Linked DNA regions of Mus musculus: region 1 is linked to region 2. A link is a loop called in an ENCODE intact Hi-C map of the cell type or tissue named here. Cell type or tissue: heart. All regions are shown on one strand. Links, peaks and the distances in the headings refer to the core of each region. The heading gives the core; the rest is flanking DNA.

Evidence for each region. Peaks named below come from ENCODE experiments on the same cell type or tissue, not always from the same donor. Only the 100,000 strongest peaks of a DNase experiment are listed, where the experiment ranks them.
Region 1: a loop joins it to region 2, with 2.4 times the contacts of the local background. A loop is called at or near these places in 7 of 42 quality-filtered maps.

The regions. Positions count from the first base shown.
Region 1 is chr16:45,267,884-45,272,282 of GRCm38, forward strand. No RefSeq gene overlaps it. Among named protein-coding and RNA genes, the nearest start is that of Btla, 46 kb to the left of the region's middle. In heart, for the core only: no CTCF peak of the experiment used is centred there; a DNase peak (open chromatin) is centred at 2,218.
Region 2 is chr16:45,200,082-45,204,480 of GRCm38, forward strand. No RefSeq gene overlaps it. Among named protein-coding and RNA genes, the nearest start is that of Btla, 22 kb to the right of the region's middle. In heart, for the core only: no CTCF peak of the experiment used is centred there; no DNase peak of the experiment used is centred there.

The DNA.
Region 1 (4,399 bases), core at 125-4,124, 68 kb after region 2:
CTTTCTGTTTAAAAAAAAGTACTGTAGCTTCCCTGTGCTCTGGAAAATATTCCCTCTACAATAGAATAGGCTAGGGCTGTATTGCCAAGAGTGACTTTCCCCTGGATTTTATGTGACCTAACTAGAGTGGTTAAGGTCAAAGAGCTAGTATTTACTCTATGCATAAAGCTCCATGATGTTGCCTGACAGATGGGAATGAACAGAGATGTGAACATGACTTTAGATCAGAGATTAGCATGGCTAGCCTGTTTACAGCAGAGGGAAAGAGCCATGTGGAGAGTCTGGTTTATGGGTTACCAGGAAGGGTGTTCATACTCAGGTTCTTAGTGAAGCTGCAGATACTTTAGAATTCCCCCATCCCTTGGGTTAAATTCTTGTGTATGTCTGGGGACAATGGTTTTCTGCTGACATCAGTTTGTGATATAATGGCACCCATGCTAGGTGTACACACTGCTAACTAAGAGACCAGAAGTAGGCTTGTGTGATTATAAATAGGACTTTTTAAAAAATTTATATTCATTTACATCCTAAACCCTGCCCTTTCCAGTCCCCCACTCACAAAGATCCTCCCTCCATTCCCCTCCTCTTCTCCTATGAGAGAGTGCCCACTCCCCTCTGAGTATCCCCCTACCCTGGCACATCGGCACATTCTCTTCCACTGAAACTAGACAAGGCAGCCCTGCTGGGAAATGGATACCACAGTCAGACTACAGCTTTAAGGAGAGCCTCCACTCCAGTTGTTGCAAGCTGCACATCTGCTACATATGTGCCACTGATAGAACTTAGTGGGGAAACCCCCACTCAATTCCCGATTCGGTGTGCACCCAAAAAATCACTAATAGACCATCTTGATGTAATTACACAAGGTATTTTAGTGATGGAGCTCCAGACCGACTTGCATCCCACACAGGAGATTATGGATGTTGGCCACGAGGCTTGGAAGCTAGGGGTTTTTATGGGATAAGGGGCTTAGAGGTGTGGAATTCAGCATAGCGACACACTATTGGCTTATTCAAACATCAGCAGAAAAATTAAATGTACGTGCAGGGTGTGAGAGTTCTGTGAGTTGTTGACTCAGTTCAGATAGCCCTGTTATGTCCTCACATTCCTCCTTATCTTTATGGTCAAGATGTTCCCAGGAATGTTTTAACTATGGGGCATACCCAGATTTGTTTTTCTTTTTTCACAGCCCCAGGCAGCCTCTAGGCTCACAAACAACCAGCAATTTCTGAGTACTTTATATGACTTACAGGTCTTGAAATTTCATCTTTCTTTCACCACGGACCTTGTTCCAGCCTGTGTTTTCTTTGGTTGATGGCTCAGTCTCTGAAAATTCCTAGGGGTCCAGGTTAGTTGACTCTGTTAGTCTTCCTGTGGGGTTCCCATCCCCTTGAAGGCCTTCAGTCCTTCTCCCAACTCTTCTATAAGAGTCCCTGATCTTATAGTTGCAATGTTTGGTTGTGGTTACCTGTGTCTGTTTCAGTCAGCTGCTGGGTAGAGCCTCTCAGAGGACAGTTATACTAGGCTCCTGTCTGCAAGCATAACAGAGTGTCATTAATAACATCAGAAATTGGTGTTTGCCCATGGGATGGGTTTCAAGTTGGGCCAGTTATTGGTTGGTCATTTCTTCATTTTCTCCTCCATTTTTGTCCCTGTGTTTCTTTTAGACAGAAAAACTTTTGGGTCAAACGTTTTGTGGGTGAGTTGAAATAAGTCAGACTTGGAATAAGTCAGACCTTGAGGCTGGGGATACATCCATAGCCAAGGACAGAACAGTCTTGGCCTGAAAAAAAAAATAGATCTCCTCCTCCTCCTCCTCCTCCTCCTCCTCCTCCTCCTCCTCCTCCTCCTCCTCCTCCTCCTCCTCCTCCTCCTCCTCCTCCTTCTTCTTCTTCTCACCTCTCAACAATGGGGTCCAAAGCATTCTTGGTGACCCATGACCCCTTGGCACATAAGGACCCAAGGAGAGTTGGATATTGAGACAATTTCCCATCGTGTTTCAGTGAGGAATAGAAAACATCCTTAGCTAATTCCAGTCTGAGGAATGAATCTGTTGTAAACACAGAGAATAGCTCTCCAGAATTCTGTGGCTTGAAAAGCCAACCTGGCTACACATCTTAGTTACAAAATATTTTTTTTCCAGCTGACTCTCACCCTTACCCCTGGAAATTAACAGGAAGAGGATCCGCCTGGTTGTCTTGGCCCAGTCTCTTGGCCTCTTTTCCTGTCTTAGTCTGGTAAGCCTATATTCCTGGCCCTGGTCTCTTCCCATTTATCTCTTTGCCTTGCTTCTGGGAGGTTTCTTCTAACACTTAGCTCTGCCTAATTTATTCTAAAGGTAGGGATCCTTTCTTCTTGCTGATATGAGACACCACCTGCATAGGCATGCCTGCCTGGCACGGGATTTGATTACAGGTTGATTGTCAACTTGCCAGGATTGATTTCTCTACTCTGATTGATAACTAGTTCCAGTTAATTGCTTGCGCAGGAATTCTTACTCAATGTTCTGAATTTTGTAAGACAGCAATTCGTTTTGTTAATATGCTTTGCTCATATTTCTCTCATCCTCTCAGTCTACAGTTTTTCTCTTGAAACATTTTTTTGTTACACGTAGTGTGTGTGTGTGTGTGTGTGTGTGTGTGTGTGTGTGTGTGTGTGTGTGTATACGAATGTATGCATCTAGGTGTGTGCCATGGTGTTGCCATGGAGAACAAAGGAAATCCAGATGGCCTCAGTCCTCTTCCTCGTTAATTAAATGAATGAGGGCACAACTCACATCACCAGGCTCAACAGCAGGCATCTCCATCCACTAGATCTCTCTCCCTCCCTCCCTCCCTTCCTCCCTCCCTCCCTCCCTCCCTTATAGTCTAACATTTCCTAGTTGAAGGTAAATTACAAAGTCTACTGTGGGATATTTTAAAACCTATTCAATTTGGTTCTAAGCTTAAGCCTCTTCTCAGACTTGTTTCCCTCATTTTCTTCATTGTCTTTTCTATCTAAATAATGAAAATCTTTGCCTTAACTTCTCGAATCTTGCTAAGTAGAGAACACAGAACAGGTGTCACCACCTGTCTTTTGACACAGTAAAGTCCTCACTGTGTTCCACCGAATAATAAGTAATATGAAGTAATAGTTGCTGTTATATTGTGTTCAACATTTTTTAAATTTTATTTTATTTTAATTCATTTTTTTACACTCCGTATTCCATTCCCTGTCTCCCCCACCCCACCCCGCATCCACCCTCTGACTGCTCAACATCCCACACCTCCTCCACACCTCACCCCACCTGACCTCTAAACTCTCTGGGGCCTCCAGTCTCTTGAGGGTTAGGTGCATCATCTCTGAATGAACACAGATCCAGAAGTCCTCTACTGTATGTGTGTTGGGGGCCTCATGTCAGCTGGTGTATGCTTTGCTGTCTGTTTGGTCGTCCAGTGTTTGAGAGATCTTGGGGGTCCAGATTAATTGAGACTGCTGGTCCTCTTATAGGGTTGCCCTCCTCCTCAGCTTCTTTCAGCCTTCCCTAATTCATCACCAGGGGTCAGCAGCTTCTGTCCATTGGTTGAGTGCAACTATCTGCATCTGACTCCTTCAGCTGCTTGTTGAGTCTTTCAGAGGACAGTCATGATAGACCCCTTTTTGTGAGTGCCCCATAGCCTCAATTATAGTTTCAGACTTTGGAACCTCCCCTTGAACCTCCCTTCCACTTTGGGCCTGTTGCTGGACCTCCTTTTCTTTCAGGCTCTTCTCCATTTTTGTCCCTGTAATTCTTTCAGACAGGAACAATTGTGGGTCAGAGATGTGACTGTGGGATTACATACATAGCCACAGAATCTTAAAACTAGGGTTGAATTCTACTTTAAGAGAGGATGCAAGGAGAAACTATGCATTCTGTCTCTATAGCAATAACCAATCATTCAGTACCTGTGAATTCTTTACTCTTCCGTAGCCTTCAATATCCATTTCTTTCCATTTTCATCCCATATTTGTGTCTCTTGGCATGTAGATTGTATTCCGACTAAATTCCTATTGCTTTTTTAAAAGCTTTTATTTGTTTACCTTTGATGCAGGGTCACATGCAGTACCAAGGAGGCTGGCTTGTAATCAGTACTGTAGCTGAGGTCAGCTTTGGATTTCTGGCTCTACCTCTAGATACTGTAAACATGTAAATGCAAGTATAGTCTGTGAATACTTCTTTGCACTTTAATATTATTTCCTAATACCAAGGAGATGAATGTATCCCTCTTATTCTGTTTTTCTACATCCAAGATTCTAGCTCCGATTTACTAGTCACTATCTCTGTTTTCACAAAGCTTACCTCTGCAATTCCTTTAAAGTCGGAACAAATAGACATTCTGGACCACATTCTACCCTGATCTTGACTAGTGAGTGCTTGCCT
Region 2 (4,399 bases), core at 276-4,275:
AAATAAAAGCTTGAGAAATTTTATTAGAGTTTTAAAATTAAATGAAAGCAAACAAGCTGCAAATCTTGGCTGCCTAGAGGAGAGAGAGAGAAGCAAGCAAGCAAGCAAGCAAGCAAGAAAAAAAGAAAGAAAGGAGAAGGAGATGGAGGAGAAAGACCATACCGTTCGAGCTAAGCCATCATGAAGATCAGCCACATAGTAAGGAGGGAAGCCTTGAAGAATGAATGAATCCAAAGTGTTAGGAAAAGCATGGTTGGTCTCTGACCAGCATCTAAAGGAAAAGTACAGAGAAGAAAAAAAAATAAACATACACCTTTCAGAGTCTGTATAAGAGGCCAACAGAGCCTCTTGTCCCTTTCTTACCCTTCTGATCCCCATGAGCCACTGAGAGGGCAAGTATGCTGGCAAGGGAAAGTATATTATGATCTCAATAAGTGGATAATTATTCCTCCCACCTCTTTAACACAGCTTCAAATGGATCTGCCTTTCTGAGGCCAGGTGATTGACCTGCCTACTGCATTAACCTTTAAGGGAAGAGAGTATGGCATGTGCCAAGCCAGAAGTAGATTCTACCCTTTAATAAGGTGAACGTTCCATTTGTATGCAACAGCTTGATAGTTTTAACTGTTAGGTGTATGTTTGGTGTGGACAAGTTGGTCCATGCCTCTATTCCCCACATTTTGTTTAGAAGACTTTCTTTCCTGGCTTACTTTTAATGAAGAGTGAGAGAACCTATGAGTTTTTCCATTGGTCCCTTTGATATGTTTGTCTATCCTGACACCACGCTGTGATTATATGGCTCTATAGGAAGACTTCCTCGGATTACTTTGGATATTCTTCATCCTTTCAATTTCATATACACTTCAAATATGAGCTGGAGGGACGGTTTTGTGGTTAAGAGAACAAGGTATTCTTGCAGAGGACTGGGGTTCAGTTTCCAGAGCCCATGTTGGATGACTCATGACCATCTGTAATACTATTTCCAGGGCATCTGACACCATCTCCTGACCTCTAAGGATACCTGCTTTCCATGTGCATACACACACAAACAGACACATACATACACATGATTTAAAACAAATATTTTTTTAATTTAAAAAGTTTTCTATAAAAATTATCCCCTTATATTTTTAACTGAGATTGTTATGAATTTATAAATATGTTTGGTAGAAAAGTAACCTTTCAACAGCGAGCTTATGCTTCATTAATGAATGTAGTATTGAAATGGGTCTGGCAGGGAAATAAATATTTTGAAGAAACACTTGTGTACCCTATTTTGGCTTCTAGACTGTTAACAGGATACACCCCAAGAAATTGGAATTTTCCCAGGGATCTCATGCTGGGAAGAGGAAAAAAAAAAAAGCCTAAAGTGCCTGCCTGTTGGAAGGCATGCAGAAACAGATTTGGCATTGTTAGACTACCTTACACATGACACAGTCATTGACCAAAACATGTCAATGGTGGACAGGACCGCGCTGAACCAGGACTTCTTGGTTAGGCTTGCCTTTGGCTTTCACTTCAGAATGCAGAAGATAGACTTGTGGGGGGCAGCAGGGGATATCACTGTATTTCTTGTTCCTCTTCCCAGTGTGGCCACATTGAATGCATCTCCTTTTTTTTTTTTTTTTTTTTTTTTTTTTTTTTTGCTTTTACTAATAAATTTGACTGTGCTAATTGACTTACTGAGGATGGAGGCAAACCTGGCTTCTTGACCTCAAGATTGGTAGCAGAATAATTCATTTTTAAGGACATCTACTTACTTTGATAATTTTTAGTTTGTCTTTCTAAATAGTTCTAGAACTATTTAACTGATTCCTGCAATATTTTGAATTATGATTGTTAAATTCTTATATAAGTTTCCTTGGTCAATCTGTCTCATTACAAAAGCAGAGAAGTAACTGATCAACTAAAACATTGGGGAAGACAAATGCTGAGTTGAAATTATATAACTACATCATTTTCTTCAGATTTTATGTTAAGAGCATTCTTTATTTCATTACCAGCCAGGAGACCGTTTTCTGTGAGGTTTCATGTTACTGTATCTTGTGCACACAAGCATAAATCACTCTTTGCTGTGGACTCTCCTTTTCAAGGACTCTTAAAGAGTGAAAGGCCATGGCAGATACAGCATCTGAAAAGTAAGGATGTTTTGTTTATTATCCCAAATAGTAAAGACAATGTCTCACCCTCTGGGCAGAGCGGGCATGTTCAGCTATTGTTTATCTTAAGAAGATCGAGTTCCCTTAGTTCAGAATGCTGTAGTGTAAACTACCTGGCATGCGAATATTCCTGGCTCTTGTGTTACCTTGTGATAACTGGGGCTTGGAACTCTAACAGGAAAATATAATTAACACCGCTTTTCCTACAAAACAACTGTCCTTACCGTTGCCTCATGAGGCTTATGTCTTCTGCCAGCATCTGTGAAGTGTGATAGACTAATTATTAACTTATAAGCAGAGCAAATATCATATTTTCAGACTCAGTTCTTGCCAACAACCTTCTTTACACTGAAAAAGGTCTCTTCTCATTAAAACTTGATGAGTTTTTTTTCCTGAATTAATGAATTCTGCCACATGTTTTTTTTACCGATTGAAAAAGGTGTTTTTTACTTTAAAAATATTTTACTAAGTATATTGAGTTTTGACTGTTAGACTGCTTTGATGTTTCTGGGATATACCCTGTTTGTTTACAGTGTGTTATTCAGTTTTTTTCATCCAGTGTTTGCTTTGCTGATATCTTGTAAAGTACCTTTTACAGCTATGTTTCTGGGAATTTTTTTTTCCAGGAAGATATTTGTTACATATTTAATCTCTATCTATAGGCTTATTCAAAAGATGTTATATATGTTTGCATAAGGCTATTATTCACTATACCTTATTATCATTTTAATATGTGGGAGCTGTGGGCACACATTCCTTTTCATTTCTTGTTCTGTACTCTCTAATCCTCTTGGTGCCTGATGAATCAGTTTTATTAATCTTTGCAACAGATTGAACTTCTGGCTTTTATACCTTTGGTTTTCTTTTTGATTGTTTCGTTTTTGGTTTTTTTGTTTTGTTTTGTTTTGTTTTGTTTTTCTTTTATCATTTTCTTCTACTACTTTGGGCTTTTCTCTTTTTGCTTAAATGTTTACTCTGAACATATCTCATTAGTTCTGACTTTTCTTCTTTTCTAAAATGAGCATTTAATATGTAAGTCTTAGGGCTGGAGAGAGTTTTCAGTGGACAAGAGTGCCTGCTGCTCTTGCAGAGAGGATGGTTCTGAGCGCCCATCTCAGGTGCTTCACAACAGCCTGTTACTCCAGCTCCATGGAATCTGATGCCTCAGTCCTCCAATGCAGCTGCACTCATGTGCATAGACCGACATGTGGACATAGACACATAAAAGTAAAATAAACTCCATGTAAGCTTTGCTGTGGCGTCATTTACAGATGTTGAGGCGCCATATTTTACATATAGATATAAATATAGATATAGATACACACACACATATATATACATAGCCACTATGGTTTAAAGGTTGCAGTTGAATTAAAGTCTAACATATTCTGATTACCCTTCTTAGAATTGGGAACAAAACACCCATGGAAGGAGTTTGGAGACAAACTCACCCAGAGACAAAGTTTGGAACTGAGATGAAAGGATGGACCATCTAGAGACTGCCATATCCAGGGATCCATCCCATAATCAGCTTCCAAACGCTGACACCATTGCATACACTAGCAAGATTTTGCTGAAAGGACCCAGATATAGCTGTCTCTTGTGAGACTATGCTGGGGCCTAGCAAACACAGAAGTGGATGCTCACAGTCAGCTATTGGATGGATCACAGGGCTCCCAATGGAAGAGCTAGAGAAAGTAACCAAGGAGCTAAAGAGATCTGGAACCCTATAGGTGGAACAACAATATGAACTAACCAGTACCCCCCGGAGCTCGTGTCTCTAGCTGCATATGTATCAGAAGATGGCCTAGTTGGCCATCAGTGGAAAGAGAGGCCAATTGGTCGTGCAAACTTTATCTGCCTCAGTACAGGGGAACACCAGTGCCAAGAAGTGGGAGTGGGAGGGTGGGGGAGTGGGTGGGGGAGCATGTGGGGGACTTTTGGGATAGCATTGGAAATGTAAATGAAATAAATACCTAATTAAAAAAAAAACAGAGAAAGCTTGAATCCGAACTCAAATATTTAAAACTCTGAAACCTATCACTTCTTTTTAACAGTTCTTTCTTTCCCTACAGGCAGAGGGGTCAGGGTGGTTCCAATAGGAGCCAGAGAGACAAAGGTAAAGAAAACCTTACTGAGGTCAAGCTAGACATAAAGGCTCTTGAAGTAAATGAATTGTTCTCATTCATTCATCCACTTTTTTGAGAAACAGTTCAAATGCTTGACATTAGGTATGCATA